Linked DNA regions of Mus musculus: region 1 is linked to region 2. Evidence: chromatin loops called from intact Hi-C (ENCODE). Cell type or tissue: left cerebral cortex. All regions are shown on one strand.

The links. A loop is a pair of places that touch in the nucleus more often than their neighbours do. Peaks named below come from ENCODE experiments on the same cell type or tissue, not always from the same donor. Only the 100,000 strongest peaks of a DNase experiment are listed, where the experiment ranks them.
Region 1: a loop joins it to region 2, with 2.0 times the contacts of the local background. A loop is called at or near these places in 3 of 42 quality-filtered maps.

What each region holds. Positions count from the first base shown.
Region 1 is chr9:106,728,349-106,736,348 of GRCm38, forward strand. All of the region lies in intron 2 of Rad54l2 (RAD54 like 2 (S. cerevisiae)), which reads right to left. Among named protein-coding and RNA genes, the nearest start is that of Tex264, 46 kb to the left of the region's middle. In left cerebral cortex, CTCF peaks have their summits at 1,878 (motif pointing left), 3,422 (motif pointing left) and 4,574 (motif pointing right); a DNase peak (open chromatin) is centred at 2,557.
Region 2 is chr9:106,786,160-106,794,159 of GRCm38, forward strand. Rad54l2 (RAD54 like 2 (S. cerevisiae)) reads right to left here and starts at 3,054. Exons shown (of 22, transcript NM_030730.2): 1 at 2,821-3,054. In left cerebral cortex, a CTCF peak has its summit at 3,024; DNase peaks (open chromatin) are centred at 2,069, 2,273 and 3,064; H3K4me3 peaks cover 1,952 bases; H3K27ac peaks cover 1,246 bases.

The sequences.
Region 1 (8,000 bases), 58 kb before region 2:
AGTGAAATACAAGTTAAAAAACAAACTTCCATAAGACGAGATCAAAGTGATTTTTACAAGGGTCTACAGAGCGAGTTCCAGGACAGCCAAGGGTACACAGAGAAACCCTGCCCCAGCCCTGAGAGGGAGGGAGAGAGGGAGGACTGGCAGGGCGGTTCATGCCTGTAGCACAGCTCTGAGGAGGCCGAGGTGGATGATCACTGAGTTCAAGGCCAGACAGACCAGACTACAGAGTGACTTCTAGGTTTTCCTGAGCTATAATAATATAAGGTGAGACCTTACCTCCCCCCCCCCAAAATTTTTTTACAATAATAAAGATATTCAAGCATACATAATATATGCTATTTAAAATTTTAATTCTTTTGTGTACATATAATTATATTTGTGAAAATTTAAACATATTTGCACATTGAAGTATATATGCTTGTTTATTTTTACATAAAGAATAAAATCTTGGGCCAAGGAGATGACTCGGTGGATAAAGTATGAGGAACCAAGTTTAGATTCCCAATACCCACCTAAAAACCAGACATGGCAGCATGTACCTACATAGTCAAGAGACGTGCCCCAGGAACTTGCTGGCCAACCAGCCAGCCTAGCTGAGATCTAGGTTCAGTGAGAACAATAAAGAAGTCACTTAAAGTTGACCTCCAGTCTCTACACATGTATGGAAATAGTAGTAAATGGTATAAAATGTAGAGCATCTTAAATGGGTTTCAGAGTTGATCAATAAAATTTAATTTTATAATCAATGCTGAGAATACATGTGTACAAACGTATAACACAGGGTAGCAGAGACAGGTTTATAGTCAGTTCAGAAGTTGTTGGATATTCTGTCTTAATCCCAATCAAATTTTTGCTTAGCATTTCCCCCAAAGCCAGCCAACATTCCAGTATGGAAGAACGACCAGCTGTGACTCCCCACCCCTAGTTGAAGAGCTATTGACAATTGAAGGTTTCTAAGAGGGAGAGTCAGGATTGGGGGTTTGCTGTTGTTTTAATTTATTGTGTATAGGTACTCTGCTTGCCTATATGTCTGTGAACAGTGTGCATGCCTGAAGATGCCAGGAGAAGGCATCAGATCCCCTAGAACTAATATTACCAACAGCTATGAGCTGCTATATGGGTGAAGGAATTGAACCTTGGTCCTCTAGAAGAGCAGCAATGTTCTTATCCACAGAGCCATCTCTCTAGACTACTGTCATTTTTAAGGGCCATGTTCCTGGAAGATGTGCCCAAACGCCAGTGGTTGGCCCCACACCTGTGAGTATACAGCCAAAATAAATTGGACTTGGAGAACCTGGCAATGGTGGTAAACATCTTTAATCCTAGTACTTGAGAGGCAGGCAGGTGGATTTTTCTGTAGCCAGACTGGTCTATAGAGCACACACACACACACACACACACACACACACACACACACACACACACGAAAAATAGACCTGGAAGGTTAAAATTTTAAAAAGACAAAGTTAGGAGAGCATGAGGGAATAGGGTTGGATCTGGGAGTAGTTAAAGGAGGGGACTGGGTGTGAATATGATCAAAATACATAGTATCCATGTATGACATTTTCAAAGAATTGATAAAAATAAATTTCCAAAATAATTGTTCCTTTTCTATTTCGCTGTAAGTCCCATCACTACTCCTAGCCTTTAATGGTGACCTCACCTTTTATAAATTTTATAACAAGTTTAAAGATAAATGATTCATTACATTTTTTAAAATCTCATTATGTAACTTAGGATGAACTTGAACTCCTGATTCTCCTGTCTCTACTTCCTGAATGTTGGGATTACAGGTGTGCACCGTAAACCATATATTTTTTTAATGGTACTACCATCCAAAGATATACTGAATTTGATTAGATCTGATGCCCTCTTCTGGTGTGCCTGAAGATAGCTACAGTGTTCTTACATATAATAATAAATAAATCTTAAAAAAAAAAAAAGAAAAGAAAGTAAAGTTTACGTCTGTCACATCAGAATAAAAACAAAAGGGAGTGGTGGAGAAGGAACACACGATGACATGTTCTGCTGCCACTGAGTAACACATGAAGACATGTCCTGCTGCCACTAAGTAACACATGAAGACATGGCCTGCTGCCACTAAGTTACACACAATGACATGGCTTGCTGCCACTGAGTAACACACGATGACATGGCCTGCTGCCACTAAGTAACACACAATGACATGGCCTGCTGCCACTAAGTAACACACAATGACATGGCCTGCTGCCACTGAGTAACACATGAAGACATGGCCTGCTGCCACTGAGTAACACACGAAGACATGGCCTGCTGCCACTAAGTAACACACGATGACATGGCCTGCTGCCTTGAAGCCTGTTGAGTTAAATCCCAGGACTCACACAATGCAAGAACAGAAGCAACTCCTACAACTTGTCCTCAGACTTCTACATAGGTGCGTACACTTCCCACACGCACACATCAAGTAAATAGCCATATGCTGCTACAGAGCCCCAGTCAAGCATTGAAACGGCAATTGAAACCACTGAAGCTCACAGGGAGCTAGACTGTCAACACTAGGAGACAGTTTCCTACTGGAGCACAGAAAGCTGCAAGTCCAAGTGAGGGAGCCCAGGAGTCTGCAACGGCAAGACCGGGCTATCCGTGCACACACCAAGCTGGACTTAGAAGACAGGGGCAGCAGAAAAGCAGAAAACCCTAACATTTAACAGAGCTGGGGAAGCAGTGGGAGTTTGGGAGCTGCAGAGCTGTCCGATCTCCTTAGCACCTCATTAGCACCCCTACAGCACAGCTGAGGCTATAGGAAGCTCTCCCTTAGGAATAACTGCCCGAGTAAGTCCTAGGCTAGTCCTTCCCCAGTCCTTTTTTTTAAAGTTTAAACCCAAAGATTCTCAAACTAAGGTGATCAATCAACAACTGAACTGCTTGTTCAAATTAGAATGAACAGTCTTCTGAGAAAAAAAGATTAGAACTGCATGATAAAATGTGTACAAAGGAATTTTTGTTATTATTTGAGACTAGGGCCCTCTCTCTCTAGAGAACAGGCTAGCTACCCTTAAACTCAAGGCATCCTCCTGCCTTACCTTCCCAAATTCTAGGATTACAGAGTAAGCCACTATATCCAACCAAATCTTTAAAATTCACTAGATATGCAAATAAGCATAAAATAAGATCTATGGTAAAAAAAAAAATGTAGTGTGCCTGTAGCCCCAGCTACCCAGGAGGCTGAGACAGGAGAATCATTTCAGCCTAGAAATTCAAAACTATCTTTGAAAATAATGAGATGTCATCATAAAAAGTAGAGAAGTGGGGCTGAAGAGATGGCTCGGCAGTTAAGAGCACCAACTGGTCTTCCAAAGGTCCTGAGTTCAAATCCAAGCAACCACATGGTGGCTCACAACCATCCGTAACAAGATCTGATGCCCTCTTCTGGTATGTATGAAAATAGCTACAGTGTACTTACATATAATAAATAAATCTAAGAAAGAAAGAAAGAAAGAAAGAAAGAAAGAAAGAAAGAAAGAAAGAAAGAAAGAAGAGAAGAGAAGAGAAGAGAAGAGAAGAGAAGAGAAGAGAAGAGAAGAGAAGAGAAGAGAAGAGAAGAGAAGAGAAGAGAAGAGAAGAGAAGAGAAGAGAAGTCCTGTATAGTGGTGAATGCCTGCGATCCAGCATTGTGGAGGTAAAGACAGAAGATTAATAGTTGAAGGCCAATCTCAGCTACAAAGTGAGCTTGAGACCAATCTGAGCTACATGAGACCCTACAAAATTACAAAGAAAAGAAACTTTAATGGGCAAGAATGTTAGTCAGCCAGTTAGGACCTTCCTGAAGCCAAAAACAGAGCAATAATAAATATTTCTAAACTCTTTGGTTTTAGGAGTGATTTAAGACCAGCCTGGGCTATATAGGAATATGAAGTAATAAAATAAAAGTAATTTAAAAAATAAAATAAAAGAACCCTGGTGATGGTGGCACATGCCTTTAATCTCAGCACTTGGGAGGCAGAGGCAGGTGGATCTGTGTAAATTCAATCTGGTCTACAGGGCAAGTTCCAATACACCTAGGACTACACCCTGTCTGGAAAACAACAGAAACTAGAACAAGCATAGAAGGCATCGTAGCACATGCCTGAACTTCCCAGCACTCAGGTGTTGTCAGAGGAATCAGAAATTCAAGGTCATTCTTGGTAACAAAGAATTTGAGACCAAAACAAAACCAAGAGTTGATTTTACAAACACTCCCTTCTTCAAGCCCCACCAGGCCCCCACCAGTCCCACCCTGGCTAAAATGAACCCTCCTTCCACTAACAGGGTTCAGGCCTATCTTTTATTGTCTACACAATTCTTACCAAAACATGGAGGGATTCTGTACATTTATTTTGGGGGAGTACCACTACATGTGGAAGTCAGAGGTCAATTTGTGGGAGTTGGTTTTCTCTCTCCATCATGAGTCCCAGATATCAAATTCAGGTTGTTAGGTCTCCTAGACCCAAAATTATTTGAGGGAGTCTCTAGTAAGGGACTGCCTAGATCAAACTGGCCAGTAACCATGTCTGTGGGGCCTTTTCTTGTATATGAGTACATTGTAGCCATCTTCAGGCACACCAGAAGAGGGCATCAGATCTCATTGTTGATGGTTGTGAGCTACCATGTGGTTGCTAGAATTTGAACTCAGAGACTTCAGAAGAGAAATCGTGCTCTTAACCTCTGAGCCATCTCCCCAGCCCCTGTGGGGCCTTTCCTTGACTGATGATTGATGTGGGACAACACCATCTCTGGGCAAGAGAGCCTGAGTTGTAGCCTGAGTTAACCAAGAGCTGTCTAATTAGACTTAAGGCCCATTTAACAGGAGAGAATTCATGCTTGATACTGTAAATCTAGCCAACTATACTCATGGCTAGAACAGTCATGGAAAAGTCATAGACACTAGAGGAGAGCTTACTACTGCCACTTTCTTAAACCAATATCATTTCTGTTTTCTAAGTGTCTATCCTTATATCAACAAATCAGAGGATCTCTCACCACCAGGCAGGTTGGCACACATGTTTAGTCCCAGCACTTAGGAGTCAGAGGCAGGCAGATCTCTGAGTTTGAGGCCACTCTGGTTTACAGAGCAGGCCAGCCAGGGCTACAGAGAAACCCTGTATGGAAAAACAAAACGAAACAAAACAAAATAAAAATTGCCAGGAGGTGGTGGTGCATGCCTTTAATCAGAGGTAGAAGCAGATGGTTCTCAGAGATCAAGGCCACTCTGGTCTACAGAGTGAGTTCCAGGACAGCCAGGGCTACACAAAAAAGAGACTCTTATTTTTTCATCACAGAAGCATCTATTTGCAACATACAGACACTAGAGATTCCAACTGGTCAAAATGCAGAATATGACGTGCTCAATAATCCCAACTGACACATCTGCACTGCAATCTCTAGCCCTAAAGGTCAGGGAAAACAGTGAAAAGGGGGGCAAGGAAGATTCTAAGACCCAGAGGCCAAGGGTGTTTGTTGATAGATCATGTCCCCTAGACATGACAAGGAAAATATACCCATGAACTCTCAAAACTAGAGTTGCCAGAATCAGACCTGTAAAAAGACAACACTAATTGACATGCCAGTGCAGACAGGGGAAATTTCACGTGGCTCTACCCAGATGAGAACAGCTCAAGAAGTCACTAGATACTGAAAGCAGGAGAATCAGATGCCTCCAGGGCCACACCCCCACACAGGATCCAACCCTAAGTGATCAACCTTGAAGCATAAATATACAAACAAAGCTAAATAGACTACATAGGTTACATATACACATATGCACACATACATACATGCATATAGACAAGTATGTGTATATCTACATAATGTAGATATATGCACATATCTATATACATGTAACAATAATAATTAAAGAAGAGATCATGAATTTAGTGGAGAGCACTGAAGGAACTGGAAGGGAAATGAGAAAGGTGAGTGATTTAGAAGCAGTGCCCAGTTATGAAATTCTCATACAAACAAACAAACAAAATCAAAAATTTCAACGTGTAAAAAAGTAAATTCACTGTATAATATCTTGCTAATCTACTGTGATGTTGTGGTCCATGTTTTCTAGAAGTTAGAGCAATGTTCATAATCATAAAACATATATTTGGCTCATTGTAGACATTTGTTGCCACTTTTTGTATAATGTTAGTAGTTATTTGAAAAAATAGTAAAATATTTGATGTTGCAATTTAATACACACACAGTGATCTACAGCCAAGTTTTGCAAAGAAAGCAAAAAAAAGCAATTTTATGTCATAAGATGAATAACTGAAGATTAATGAACTGAATATATTATTTTAAAAACAAATAAATATAAATAAGTCTTGCAGCAGCAGACGCCTGCCATGGTGAGGCATGTCTTTAATTCCCATACTCTGAAGAGGTAGAGGCAGAGGCAAATAGGTCTCTGTAAGTTCAAGGCCAGCCCAGTCTACATAGATAGTTCCTGACCAGCTAGGGCCACAAAACTGAGATACTATATCATAACACAACTTTTTTTTTTTTAAAGATTTATTTATTTATTATATGAAAGTACATTGTAGCTGTCTTCAGACACTTCAGAAGAGGGAGTCAGATCTCGTGTACGGATGGTTGTGAGCCACCATGTGGTTGCTGGGATTTGAACTCTGGACCTTCGGAAGAGCAGTCGGGTGCTCTTACCCACTGAGCCATCTCACCAGCCCCATAACACAACTTTTTAAATAAAAAGGTAAAACAAGAAATTAGGGGGCAAAGGCCCAATGCTAACTCTTTTTTGTTTGTTTGTTTTGTTTTGTTTGTTTTTTTTCGAGACAGGGTTTCTCTGTGTAGCCCTGGCTGTCCTGGAACTCACTTTGTAGACCAGGCTGGCCTCGAACTCAGAAATCCGCCTGCCTCTGCTTCCCAAGTGCTGGGATTAAAGGCGTGCCCCACCACCGCCCGGCTCCCAATGCCAACTCTTACAACTCAAGAAACAACTTAAGACAAGAAGTAGTCGTCCTGTAGATTCAGCCCTCAGAGAGGAACTAATACAGATTCTTTGTAAATGTTCCCAAAGTTTCACAGGTTGCCTCAGCCTCAGCACCAGTGCCTCTTGGGTCTGCCAGTACCCTGGTTTGGAGCTGTCCTACGCACTGCAGTGTGTCCGATGACCTCCCTACTTCTACCCACAGCAGGACTACTCCTCCAGCTGCAACAACCAGCAGAGTCTGTGAGACATTGCTAAACATTCCCTCAAGACCCAAGTCACTCCCTGTGAGCTTTAACAGAATCCAGGCTAAAAATAGTAAAGAATCATTTGTAAACAGAACAGATCTTTTCAGCCCAGTGGCAAAGAGATTTAATTGACTCTATCCAATACCATCATAAAGATTTTTTTGTGGCCAAATACCAGCATTCTGGAAACTGAAGAACTGCCAGGAGCTTGGTACCATCCTGGATAGATAGGTACTGGGCTATCTTGGCATAAAGCCCCTGTCTCAACAAAAAAGGCTGCCAATGAGAAAGATCAGTGGGAAGAAAGGGCAATTGCCACTGAGCCTGACTACTGAATTTTATCTACGTCTTCGTGTCTTCTGACCTCTATACACAATGCCACAATGTACATACCCACAAATACTTTACACACAACCCAAACAAAATAAACTTTTTTTTTTTAAGAAAAAGAAGAGTTTTGCATGCCAGTAGAAAACTGGGTCCATCAGCACTCCTTTGTGGATGAAGAAAGGGATCACAAGGCCCCACCCCTCCCTGAAGAGCTATAGGTAATTAATTGTTGCTGAGGGTCTAGGAGGTATATTTCTCAGTGATATAACCACTAACTAGTATGTCACCCTTGCTAAGTAAAAGTCCCCACCAGACATGTGTGGTAGCGCATGCTTTTAATCCCAGGACTTGGGGAGACAGAGGCATGTAGATCTCTGTGACTTCAAGGCCAGCCTGGTCTCCACAGTAAATCCCAAGATAGTAAAGACTAAATATGAGACTTCAGGATTTATACCCTAGCC
Region 2 (8,000 bases):
TGAGCTACAGTTTGAGATCCTGTCTCAAAAAACAAATGCAGAGCTGGGCATTGCAGCACATGTCTTTAAGCCCAGCACTTGAAGACAGAGGCAAGTAGATTTCTGTGAATTTGAGGCCACCTTGTTATAGATAGTGAATTCCAAGCCTGTCTCAAAAAGGAGTTTTAAAAAGAACTACAGGCTGGATGGATGGCTCAGCAGTTAGGAGTACTGCTCTTGAAGGGGACCTGAACCCACTTCACAATTCACAACTGCCTGTAACTCTAGCTCCCGGAAGATTAACACCTCTAGCCTCCACACACACCCTCACATGCATACATGTCCATATCCACATATGTGCAAATTTAAAATAATAATGGGCCAGGCGTGGTGGCGCACACCTTTGATCCCAGGCAGAGGCAGGCGAATTTCTGAATTCAAGGCCAGCCTGGTCTACAAAGTGAGTTCCAGGAGAGCCAGGGCTATACAGAGAAACCCTGTATAACCATATATAAAACCATAAATAAATAAATAAATAAATAAATAAATAAATAAATAAATAAATAAATAAATAAATAAAATAATAATAATAATGGTAATAAAATCTTTTTTTTTTTTTTGAGACAGGATTTCTCTATGTAACAAACAGCCCTGGCTGTTCTGGAACTCACTTTGTAGACTAGGGGGGCCTCAAATTCACAGAGATTGTGGGGCAGTGGTAGCGCAAGCCTTTAATTCCAGCACTTGGGAGGCAGAGTCAGGTGGATTTCTGAGTTCAAGGCCAGCCTGGTCTACAGAGTGAGTTCCAGGACAGCCAGGGCTACACAGAGAAACCCTGTGTACCACCATGGCCTGGCAATTAATAATTTAAGAAATTATTCTTAAATTTAAGGGAAAAAACCCCTAGAATTAGAACTAGCAGTACAGGACTGGAGAGATGGCTCACCGGTGAAGAGCACTGACTGCTCTTCCAGTGGTCCTGAGTTCAATTCCCAGCAGCCACATGGTGGCTCACAACCATCATAATACCCTCTTTTTGTGTGTCTGAAGACAGCTACAGTGTACTCATATAAATAAATTAAATAAATCTTTAAAAAGAAGAAGGAGGAGGAGGAGGAGGAGAACAACAACAACAACAACAACTATCAGTACAGGCACACAAAGAACTACTTATTTCACTTCTCACTTGACAATACTAGCTTGCAACTAGGTAATAAATACATCCTATACACTCAAGATAAATTCAGATGGTGCACTGATCCTGATATGGCTTTGTTCATATAGCTTTCCCTTTAATATATATAAAGAACCAACTTCTGCCTGCAAAGTGCATGCAGAGCTCTGGTGTGTGGCTATAAGAATCAGAGCTGGAGTTTACACACTGCCTCTAGAACAGAATCACTCAACACAATTAATATTTGTAGTGAAGATAAAATCCTGTGAGAGCAAGGATGCTGAGATGATAACGACAAAGATTTAGCAGATTCAATGTAATCACTTCATGGCAGTAAGAGATAATGAAACTTCATGAATTTAGGGGTCTAAAGAGCTTTGAGCAGCAGAAATTATAAAGATTTTTTTTCACATCCTCCTCTATAGTTACATATATTAAAATATACCAAAAAAAAAAAAGTTAGTGAAGCCTTTTACATTAGTTTGGGCTTAGAAGAATTGTACTGAAAGCTCCAAGAATTACAACATACTATGGGGTCTAGGTTTGTGGATCATTACAAACAATAGCCACAGTGCTAAAAACAAAATATGAGTCACAATTCAAAAAAGAGGGCAAAGGGGGAAAAAATGAACAGAGAAAAGCTTTAAAGTCAAATACCATTAAGAAATTTGTTACTTAAATGACTGCCGGCGACAGCCACCACACTGACTTTGGAGTAAGAAGGAAAGGTCCACACTGTCCTCTCCTCTAGAACAAATTCATTAAGCCCCCCCAAATACCCATTCCAGCTTCAAAGTCCAGGCATCAACAGTCAGCCACATCCGCCAGCAAGAGCAGTAATCTAACAGATCTGAGTCACACACTCCCCCGCAGTAAGAGGTCATTCTCTAGCAGGAAGCCCACTCTGCAAAGTGCTCTTGTTCTACTCCCAGACAGCCACCATGACCCACATAAAGCCAATTCTTCGACCCCAGAAGCTGCCGGCCATCTTCTCCCTCCCTCCCCAGCTCGCATCGGCCTTTTCCTAACCCAATGCAGCTAACACTACTCCTGTGACAAGTTTCCTACCTGAGAACCACTCTTAACTCGGATACATCTTAGCCGTGAAGGATCCATCTAGCTCCTAGCTCAACTCTTTTGTGCCCAACTAAGCTCGTGCCTTTCCAGGAACTACTCACCAATTACCTCAGAGAAGCTAAACTCTCCATGCCTCTTCTCCCCAAACCCGACTCAGCCTAACAAATTCTCAGACGGCCCGAGGGAGTTCAGAGACCCACACCTATGTCCACTAGGGACCAAGCCACAGGGGTCCCTAAAATTCGAACCACAATCCCTCTCCCTCAAACCACGGCACGGTTTGCCGGTGTTATAATATAACATCAGGAGCGCATAGCCACTGTAGTTCAGTCTCGGTAATTACGACTGCCTTCCTTGACAACGAAATCCCAAAATATCAAGCCACTGAAGTCCCGGGTGGATGCCAAGACCCCCTCCAAGCCTACAGTCACTGGAGTTTCCCAGGTCGGACGCAGCTCCCCCCAAGGCCCAAGCCGCCAGGAGTAGCTTGCTACCCCAGGCTGCTGCACGCCGGGGACTCTGGCCGCGTCCCCATTGTTGCGGGTCCCAGCGGCCCCGGCAGGGAGTAAGGGGACCGCAGGGGCTCTCACCTCCCGTGCCACGGATCCGGGCCGCACCGGACCGGGCTGGGCCGTAGGACCTCGCGTTCTGCCGCACCCTCTTGGACAGTGTCTGCGGCGGCGGGAGCCGGAGAAGCGGCTGAGGCGGGAAGCAGCCAGCCAGGCCCGGGCGCCGCAGGCTGGCTCTGGCCGAGGGTCGGTCTTCTCCGGCGGCGGCGCTCTCAGCCTCCGCTCGCGGTCCGCGCCAGAAAGCTTCCCCCTCCCGGCCCTCTCACCCGGCCACCCGGGCGGGAACACAAGCCACCCGCAGCAAAGTTCCGCTGTGAGTCCTGTTGTTCTTTCCCAGGGAAAGACACTAAACGGCGATTCTTGGGTGAGTAAGGTGTATTTACTACAGAGGACCTTTTCATGAATAAGTGAGACTAAAAAAATAAAATAAGAAATAAAACAAAATCGAAAACAAAAACAATCCCATGCTAGAACCTGCCTGGAACTGGTAGAGCCAACTGAATGGATTTTACTAACTACCAAAAACACACACTTATCAGTACAAATGAGCCTGAGCTCCTACACTTCTCAATTTGGTATTACGTCAAAACATACCGGGAACGAGATAGTGCGGATATGAGGTGTAAATTCGTTGAGGGTGCTGTCAAAAGTCAATGCTACTACAGCTGTAGCTTCCAACAAAAGTTGTTCTTCCTTGAATTGATGCATGCCATTGTAATTCTCGGTCTTCCTCCCTTCCTCCCTACCTGTCCGTGGTTCCTGTTGACTGCAGCTGTCTCCAGAAAACTAGCAGAGGCGACGGCCGAGTTGGGAGGGGGGAGTACTGCGGAGGGGGGATCGCACTCAAACGTAGGTTTCTCCCTGAAGTTGGAGATTGTTATGCTCCACTTTCTTATGAGCTGTATTGTTGTCTCTTTCCACTACATTACCTTGGCTCTCCACCCGCAACCCCCACCACCGCCAAAGTGAATATGAGCGAAAGATGAAAATATTGGGTATGTGGGTCTGGTTTTTTTTTTTTTTAAGTTTTTTTTGTTTGTTAGGTTCATTATTGGTTTTTGTTGTTGTTGTTTTGGTTTTTCGAGACAGGGTTTCTCAGAAATCCACCTGCCTCTACCTCTCAAGTTCTTGAATTAAAGGCATGTGGCACCAGTCCAGTTATTAGAACCATCTCTCAAATTACAAAAGTTTAAATATGTACAGATAATAGCCCTATAAATGACCAGAGGGACAAAAATGAGACCAGAGACTCTAAAGGAGCCTTACTTATTATCTCTCTTCACATAAGTGAGCTTATATGAAGAACTTATTTCTCTTTCATAACTGAGCTTGGAGTAACAGGAGCCAACAATGGCTCCCCGCCCTCCCCCACCGCCGTCCCGTTCCCCCCTCCCTCCCCGTGATAGAAGTTTCTTCTATTCTTTCCTCTCAGGAAGCCACTGTTCTGAAACATATAGATGGCTATTGATGGCTCTTCATTCAAATAAACTTAAAAGAGCTGGGCAGTGGTGGCGCACGCCTTTAATCCCAGCACTTGGGAGGCAGAGGCAGGTGGATTTCTGAGTTTGAGGCCAGCCTGGTCTACAGAGTGAGTTCCAGGACAGCCAGGGCTACATAGAGAAACCCTGTCTCAAAAAACCAACTCCCCCCCCCCAAAAGAGCTGGTCTTCCTTGCTAATAGTCAAGTGGATCTATTTTTGAAAGTTTTCTTTGTTTTCCTCGTGAAATTAAAAACGGATTAGGCTTTTTGGAAATTCAAATTGAACCTAGAAGGCAACAGTAGGAGAAGCCCTAATTTAAGGCTAGCCATTGAGAGAGAGAGAGAGAGAGAGAGAGAGAGAGAGAGAGAGAAAGGCATAAAAAGAGAGGGGAGAGGGCAGGAATGAGGAGAGGGGAGGGGGAGAGGAACGGGGAGGGTAGAGAGGAGAGAAGAAGGCAGGGGAGGGGTCGAGGGGAGGGGAGAGAGAGGGAAGGGAGAAAGAGTTAGAGAGGAAGGGAGGGAAGGAGAGGAAAGGAGGAAGACAGGAGACTGGAGGGGAATGTGGTATCTGCCAGAGGTGTCAGGCACTGCCAATACAATACGCCTGCCGGAGAAGGCAGGGCAAAGTCCAGGAGTCCACAACCAGACCAGAAGGGGAAAATAGGATCTGGGACAAATGCAGTGGTTCCCAGTCTCCTCTCTCTGAGTACCAGTGCACTGCCAGTGTTCTACCTGGAGAGAAAGTCAAGAACTGGGGTCCTTGCCGACGCTTCCCCTCAGGGCATCTGCACACCGGTCAGGAAGGGGAAAGTGGAACCAGAGATTCACTCAAGAGCAAGTGCGCAGTACTGGAGGGGCAGGAGAAAAAAAAAAAAAAAAAAGGCCTTCAGGAGTCTTAATGTCACAGCTCATTTAGGCAAAGGCCTTCCCTGAAACGATCTCTAATGAAGCAGATTTCTGAGACCATCCTTGCTTGTTTGTATTGCTTAACTGGGGATGAGTGTAGATGCATACACCTTATCTGGGTGAACCAGGGATTATATACTTTTGGGGGAAGGGGCGTGAGAACATCCAGGAGGGGAAGGTCACTGGCTGAAGGCTAAGGCTATCCAGATATCTCATCAGCAAGGAGTACTCCAGGTGCTAAGCTAAGTGGCTGAGTGCCCGCGGTCCTCTCAGATGGTGGTCTCACGAGCAGTCAGTGGAGGTTGGGAGTGGGCAGCTCCACTCTTACCATCTCAGACGTCTGAGATACTCAGGCTTTGAGCACACCCTGCTTCACAAGTCCTAATGCCAGTCTGGTAGCATAGTCCCACACACCCTACAGGAGAGGGGAGGGGAAGGGAGGACAGGGGAGAGGAGAGGAGGGTAGGAAAGAGAAGAAAGAAGGGGAGGGGCAAAAGAGAAGGGGAGAGAGAGTTTGGCTTTCATTGCTATGAATTCACACCTGGGGGGCGGGACTTTGCCTGTATTTTGCCCAACCCCAATCCAAGTAGTGCCTCGACCAGCTAGACTTCTGGCCCACCCTCACTTCTGAATGCCAAAGCCATTGTCTCTCTGAAACATGGTTTCAAAGTAACAGAGAATTGTTTTATTTTTTCAACAGCCATCCCATGTAGTGAGAGTTTTGGTTTCTTTCTTTCTTTCTTTCTTTCTTTCTTTCTTTCTTTCTTTCTTTCTTTCTTTCTTTCTTTCTTTCTTTCTTTCTTTCCTTCTTAAAGATTTTTTAAAAATATTATTTATTTATTATTATTTATAAAAGTACACTGTAGCTGTCTTCAGACAACACCAGAAGAGGGCATCAGATCCCATTACAGATAGTTGTGAGCCACCATGTGGTTGCTGGGAATTGAACTCCAGACCTTTCTTAACCAATGAGCTATTTCTCCAGCTTGAGTTTTGGTTTCTTAAAAACAACAACAAAAAAAAACAAATAAACAAAAAACTCCCAGCTATGTTATATGAATATGTTTGTGTTTAAATCCCAACTGTGGGATATAGGGATGCTTCTGTTTGTCCACAGTCCTTAACTATGATGCTCTTGGGGAGGGGGAGGGTCGTGGGTTTTGCCAGCCATAGATAGTTTAATTCTGGGAACACTGGAGAAGGTGTAAATGCCAGAGCCCCAGAAGGTTAGAAATTCAAAAGCCCTGAGATGGCCTGTGGCAGGCAGGTACTGCCGCCCACTGGTGTTGTGCTCACTATTGCTAAGTTGCTCGATATTCCAAAGATGAAGACTTGCCTTGCCACATGGTCAGCAGGAAGTGGCCTATAGAGGTCTATGCCCCTTTCCCTTCTAACCTTCTTTCTCTCTTACCTAGTTAGTGTTGGGGGATTGGAAGAAATTAGGTTGGAATGAGGATTGGAAGGGAGGTAGATACATAAGAATCCAATAAAATAATAAAATAAATGTGCCATTGATCCTATTCTTGAGTTTTATTGTGGTACTTTTTTTAGGGATGTGGGAGGTCTTAGTACGTTGCCTAGGCTGGTGTGGAACTTGTGAGTGGAAGCATTCCTTCTTCCTGAGTTCCTCAAGTAGCTGGGACTACTGGTATACCATCTGCACCACCATGCCCAGCAAAACACGATCGGTTTCCTCTATAACAGTGGCTTTTGCTTTCCATGCTGGAGATCAATCCTAGAGCTACTGTGTATGCTACAGAAGCAACCTTGCCTATGAGCTACACCCCCAGCCCAAGGACTACCCCTGCCCCATCTTCTAGCTGCATACATTTCATATCACCCAGATTATAGTCTCCTGGGAGATGGCCTGGAATGAGAGTGGGATTATAGTGTTCCCTGTTCTACAGCTAGTTACCTGCTACTGACCTTACTCTGAACAACGCACTAGATGGTGGGAAGACGGCATGCCAGGCAAAGCTTTATGTATCCTATAGATGGTATTCCTTTAATCCTTAAATCAACATAGTTAAAAGTATAGACCATCCCACCCCAAAGACGGAAAATTAAGCTGTAGGGTTAAAAGAGGGGTGGAGTGTAGATGTGCCTGAGTTCAGAGCACATGCTTATAACCATGTCCCAAAACAAAGAAAGCACTCTGTCCAAAAGTTTTTTTTTTTTTTTTTAGAATTTTAATTTATAAAATGTGGCAAACAGAAATCTGTCCCCAGAGTTGGGGTTAGTGGTTCATGCCTGTTACCCCAGGAGGATGAGACAGGAGGATCACTAATTTGAGGCTAGTTACACGAGATTATAAATTTGAGACCAGCCTGCGTTATATAGCAAGACTGTATCACAAAAGTGGAGGACAGAAAAGGGAAATCTGTCTATGCTGGCTAATTTGATGTCAACAAGTTACAACAGTCATCTGAAAGGAGGGAACCTCAATTGAGAAAATAGTTCCATAAGACTGGTCCACAAAGGGACTTCCAGGACATCCAGGGCCACATAGAGAAACTCTATCTCAAGGGAAAATGAAAAAGTGCAGGTTAAGCAAGCCAGGAAATGCAAGCCAGTAAGAACCACTCCATGGCTTCTACATCAGCTCCAGCCTCCCAATTCCTGCCCTGTTTGATTGGCTTCCATGACTTATTTCCATGATGAAAAAAGAAGTGGAATTGTAAACCAATAAACCCTTTCCTCCCCTAATTGCTTTAGTCATAGTGTTATAGTGTTTCATCCCAGCAATAGAAACCCTACGACTCTGTATCACCTTGGTCTTCACTCAGCAGTTATGATTCCTCATTTGCATTTATTT